2 separate regions of the Homo sapiens genome follow, and region 2 is linked to region 1. The links are chromatin loops, found by intact Hi-C in ENCODE. Cell type or tissue: GM12878. All regions are shown on one strand. Each heading gives the region's core, and the rest is flanking DNA. Links, peaks and the distances in the headings are about the cores only.

Region 1 (2,925 bases), core at 152-2,651:
ATGTAAATAAATATCTGAGAACCTCCATGTCTAATGGTTTGAAGACGCAGACAGCTTCCGTCTATAGTCAACCAACACTCCAACCTCAGGATTAGAGAATTCTGATTGCATTATCCATGAAGCCCAGAACTTAAAAGCCCAGTCCTATCTTACTCTTGAATCTTTTGCCTTTTCAACTACCATAACCCAGTTTCTCCCACACAGAGACACTAAACATGCACACTCTTGATGAAAGCTTTTTTAGTGGCCATTACATAATGGATTTGCTGTCAGTTTGTCTAAAATGTGCCTGCTGAAGAAATGAAAAAGAAAAACCTAATCTATGCTTATAAGTGATGGAGTTTTCAACTAACTAAAACCTATATGGGCATTTCTGTCCTCTACAGTATGACTTTTTAATTGGCCTTAGTCATTTATGTGATCTGAACATTTTTAGTAATGAGTAACACAATATAGGTAATAATATTAAATATATATTATAGTTTCATTAAGAAAGCATTTATAGTGTTAGGATGTTTATAGTTTTAGAATGTAATATAGGAAATTGTCAACCATTTTCAAAACCAGAGCACATTTTCAAAGTGTTTAGCCTAATTCTAGGCCACATTCTAAAGTAAATATCTCTACACAATGCAAAATATTAACTAAAACTTTAGGCTTCATCAAAATGTCTCAACGCTGTTGTTTAGGCATAAAAATATGTTACTTTTATAAAAGCCTTTTGGTTATGAAATAATGGACAGGTGTCTAAAATTTAAAAATCGTCTGGGTAACTTAATTCTAGTACTTAGGGAGGCTGAGGGGGAAGAATTGCTTGAAGCCTGGAGTTCTAATTGCTTGAGGCAGGAGTGCCTGCAAAACATAGCAAGAGCCCTGTCTCTATGAAAAAATAAAAAGTTAGCCAGGCATGGTAGTGCACACCCGTGGTGCTAGCTACTCGGGAGGCTGAGATGGGAGGACTGCTTGAACCCAGGAGCTGGAGACTGCAGTGAGCTATAATGGCACCACTGCACTTCAGCCTTGGCAACACAACAAAACCCTGTCTCAGAGAAATGAATAAATAAATAAATAAATAACAGAAGTAGAGTATTAGAACAAAAAAACCTTTAAAAGATTATCTAAGCCTATCCCTCATTCCATTTTTTATATTTGGAAGGAAAAGCCCAGAAGCCACACAACTTACCAGAAGTTCCACTGTTGTCTGTCACTGTCTAGCTGAGTAACTCTGGCCAGTCCCTTCTTTCTCACTCTCAGTTTCTTGCTCTGCAAAATGAGGTGATTGAAACTAGATGATGTAAGAGTCCCATACAGCCTGAAAATGCCATTTTTCTGCAAGGCTAGAAACCACATCTGAAAACATTTCCTCTCCAAAAGCAACACACAAGAAGATGAAAAGATTTTTAAATGGCACTTGGCACTATTGATGTTCCAACTCATTGATACTATAATCTCAGCTTGATACTTTAGAACCACATAGGTTGCTAGTATCCACCACAGACAAGCAAAGCAGAAGAGAAAGGCTGTTGGCATGCTCTTTGCCTGAGAAGTGTTGCAACTGAAAATCAGACCAGAGAGAGAGTAAATCATCTCCTCCCCCTTCTGAGGATCTGGTGACTCCTTCTGTCTGGGCCCTGCTTCAGGAATTTCTCCTAGAGAAATTTTTCACTGGGGAGCTGGGAGTCCAGCCCTTGACTGGACCCCAGACAAGGATGCATTTCCTCCTGGAAGGCTCCTTGCCTGGACAAGTCCTTCAAAATCAACCTAAAAAGGAACTCCAGTCTCCAGCGAGCTGTACATTTTAGCATCTTTTAATCAGCCGTCTGGACTTCTCTGGTGTTTTTGGAAATGTTTTTTTTCTTATTGCATTACAATTTTATTATGTTAATACACAAAGAGTTGGTATGCATAATTTTAAAAGGCAAATTCAGCCGTTGAATGAAGAGTGTGTGATGATCACGGCTCATGCTTTAACTACATTTACTTATCTTCCTTTCTTCATTCTTGTATGGGACAGTATCTTTGAAATGGCTTTTGTTTATTTTTTAAATGAGTTTTATGTTTTTCCCCTTTTCTCCTTTTCATTATTACTGCTTTCTAGCAGAAAATCAGAAAGTCGGGGAATGGTTTAAGTTTATAAAATCTGAGAGATCATCTGGACTTAAACCCAATTTCATTAAATGGTTTAGGAGATGTAAATGTAATAACAAGGCAGTATCCAGATATCATGTATGTAAAAGTGGGTACTGCCAAAGTCCCTAGTAATTAAGCCAATCATTAAATCAGAGGTTAATGGATTCGGTTCATTTTTATGACATACACAAGTGAACCTGAAACACTGGGTCCTATTAGCATTTAATATATAAAGAAAGCTAGTGTCTGTACCTAAATAATTGCAAACACAATGTGGTCAACACAGAGGATACAAATTCTAGAAAAAAGTGTATCATCCAAAAAAAAACAATTCTGTTATCAGTAGCATCATTATTATTGTCATCTATTATGACAAGCTTGAACAACCCAAGTGTTCATCAAAGAAGCAATTCAATAGAATGTTTTCGGCATGCTCTTAACTAAAAAGAGAATATGGAATGAGAAGAGTAAAAATAAGATTTTTTATTCCAGTCTGAAAAAAAATATTCTTTGAAGCTCCTCATGGTATGCATGACAAATAAACATACATTTCTTGCTTTCTGCAACCAAATAACTGTATGTGCCTTTGCAATTAATTAATGTTGTCTCCAATATTTCTAGAAAATTAATGTCAAATTCATTTGAATGTGGCTTCTGGAATAACAGGACCTCTGGTCCATTTCCTGTATGGTAATGTAATGACAGCAAGATACCCTTTTAAGTTTTATGTGTTCAAATTGGTTTAAAAAGGTAAATTTCTACACTATAATTAATGTATACCAACAATTTTCAAGC
Region 2 (2,925 bases), core at 308-2,807, 58 kb before region 1:
ACCATGAGGAGAGAGCTTAATAGGGAGTTAGATGAGAAAGCCAGGGTGGCACTTAAATGAACAATAGAAAAGAGAGACAAGGGAAATGAAGCTTTGCCCATCAGGGCCAGAGCTGGTCACCCAAGCACAGCTTACCCCGGGACTCAGAGTCTGCTCTTCCCTTTGGGTGGCCTCCTATGGCCAATCCCCTTCCCTCTCACATCTCCAAGTGGTGGACACAAAATGAGAGTGATTCAAATATTTATTAATGTGAGGAAATGTAATTATCAGGAAATTTCATTCCTTGATGCTCTCCCTCTCTCTCTTATTAAGAAAGCTAACTGATTCAGAATGAGGTAAACCCAAATGTTCAAATGTATTTCTGCCTATTAATTTGAAAGCACTTAAAATATACTTTGTAAAGTAATAAGTAAAAAGTATTAATAACAACAATAATAATTAAAGTTTATTAAACACTTTCTGCTAAGCACATTACATGCCCAGTCTTATTTAATTTTATCCTTATAACACTATTATGAGATGTGTATTACATCCACCTTCCCTCACTGTGTCTTTCTCTCCTCCCCACTGCCTCAACCATCCTGGCCTAAACTCCCAGATATAAACCTCACATACCACCCTTGCTTAGCACCAAAGGAAACAAACAAGTATAACTTCTGGATTCTTCAGGGTACACATAAACATAAAAAAAGAGTTACTGTATAAAATTTCTGCATCTCTTTATTATCTCAGCATAAGGCTTAGTGCCTTACTTAATTATTTTATGAACTAAATGCCACAGAATAAGTAATTTTCCAAAAACTTCTTATTTTAGAATTGTATGCAGCTCCCAAAAAGTATAAAAATAATTCTAATTGCATGCTAAATGTTCAACGGCAATATTTAAAGAAAAAAGATACACAGCCACATTTACAATATGATACAGATACAGAAATGCACACATGAATACACACAAAAACCTACAAATACACAATTCTCACAATGAAAACATCCCAAATGTCAAATGCATGGAGCTCTAGGTTGACAGGTAATTTGTTCATTTATGTGTTTTTCAGCTTTATCTGTCTTTGTATTTTCAGTTTCCTCCAATTGTATTTGTAGCAAACATATACTGAACTCTTATCATGCATTATTTTAAGATCATTACACGTGTTAACTAATTTAGTTTTCATAATAACGGGAAGAGTTAAGTACTATTATCACTCTCATTTTATGGTTTAAAAAAATGGGGCATAGTGAGGTTAGGAAGCTTGCTAAGCTAGTAGATGGCACAGCAGATATGTGAATCCAGCTGGTTTGGCTTCATTACCTGAGCTATTAACCACTACATATGCTACTGCCTATAAGAATGTAGCTTTATAATTACCAAAAAATAAAGAGATTTTTTAAAAAAATGTACCTTGCAAATTTGGTAACATCCAGGAAAATGTAAGAATGCACATACTGTAGTGAGGGAAGAATGAATTTAATCAAGGCATTTTTTTTTCTCTTTAAAAGTCATCCATTCATTCGATTGCAATGGCTATCAGATAAGCTTCGGGCCACTGAAAGGCAAATTGGACATTAATTTCTTTCATTTGAGTGCTTTTTCCTTTGCAACTACCAATAATGAAATTACCACAGAGTCCCTGTTTGGGGGAAAAAATAACTCAAACGTTTGTTGTTGTTTTCTTTTTTCACATCTCTAGAAACAGACCAAATAGCTGAGCTTACAGATTGCAATGCTCTTCCTGTAACAGTCACCTCACAGAACCTGCTGCCAAAGAGGTGAGAAGACTAGAATCAATCATCAGGAGGCTGACCACTGTTCCGGTGTGTTCTTTCAAGACTTTCAGTTCTACATTGCAGTTTATGGACTGGAAAGTGGCTTCTATAACATGATCAAGCTAGGATAATGATCTCATTATAAAACCAATCAGAAACTCTGTGCAGCTTTTTTTGTTCATTGAAAAGGTTGAGCTAACAAGAGGAAAAAGAAACATGCTGTTTGAAGTGCTTGCATTTTGAAAACGTGAATCTCAGTAAAGGCCAACTTTACATGGTATACCTCCTCAGTCCTTACCCTCTGCCTTACTATCCCTAGCCTGGGGCTAGATCTTAGGCCTTGTGGTTATGCTAGAGGTTGGCTAGTACTCTAAAGGGAGGCTGAATTGAGGATATTAGCAGTACAAGTCAAGGTCCTTGAGAGGGGTCAAGAGTTGAGTGTCAGAGGGTCCTGAAAAAGACAATAATATAAATCATTAACAGAAGACAGAGCTTAGAGTTAAGAATAGAACTGAAACTGAATCACAGCTAGAGCACATCAGTAAAAAGTAAGGAGAAGCAGCAGCAAAAATCAGATGTTAAGCTGGTTGCTTAGCTATGTTTGTGCTATTTGAGTGACGGTACATCTCAATTTCCCTGGGACAGTTCTGGTTTATGACTGTTGTCCACTCAAAGGTGTTCTGAATTGAAAGAGGAATTACATGGGCACAGCAGAAATTGCTGATATGTGTATGTAGAGTATTCAAATTGGCTCATGGGATCAAGAGGGAAGCTGAAGCCCATGTTAGTGGAAATGACTGAGGGGATCTTTAGGAAGAATAATATTAAATATTGAGATTTCAAATAAGTCTCCTTCTAATACAGGGGGCCAGTAAAATCCTTACCACAAATTGTCTCTTTTGAGCGGATTAGAGGGATGAAAATAGAATAAAAAAGGGTTTGTGGTCAATATTTGGATTGATAATAGAAGAAAACAAGGGAATAATCACAGAGAAACCAGGCAAGAATAAGGAAATACCAACAAGTTAGAAATATGGAGCCAGGAGACTTGTAGAAATGAAAACTTCACAAGCATCTGTGGCAGTCTTGGGGAGGTCATTGAATTTCTAACAGTACTCCGAGTGGCGAAGTCTATGAAATCAAATCTCAGTGTTAAGAAAG

Evidence for each region. A loop is a pair of places that touch in the nucleus more often than their neighbours do. Peaks named below come from ENCODE experiments on the same cell type or tissue, not always from the same donor. Only the 100,000 strongest peaks of a DNase experiment are listed, where the experiment ranks them.
Region 2: a loop joins it to region 1, with 3.0 times the contacts of the local background. A loop is called at or near these places in 3 of 110 quality-filtered maps.

Annotation. Positions count from the first base shown.
Region 1 is chr11:40,240,336-40,243,260 of GRCh38, forward strand. LRRC4C (leucine rich repeat containing 4C) reads right to left here. Exons shown (of 7, transcript NM_001258419.2): 5 at 1,184-1,263. Among named protein-coding and RNA genes, the nearest start is that of LRRC4C, 1.2 Mb to the right of the region's middle. In GM12878, for the core only: no CTCF peak of the experiment used is centred there; a DNase peak (open chromatin) is centred at 1,336.
Region 2 is chr11:40,181,724-40,184,648 of GRCh38, forward strand. The region is part of intron 5 of LRRC4C (leucine rich repeat containing 4C); the gene reads right to left. Among named protein-coding and RNA genes, the nearest start is that of LRRC4C, 1.3 Mb to the right of the region's middle. In GM12878, for the core only: no CTCF peak of the experiment used is centred there; a DNase peak (open chromatin) is centred at 1,808; H3K27ac peaks cover 724 bases.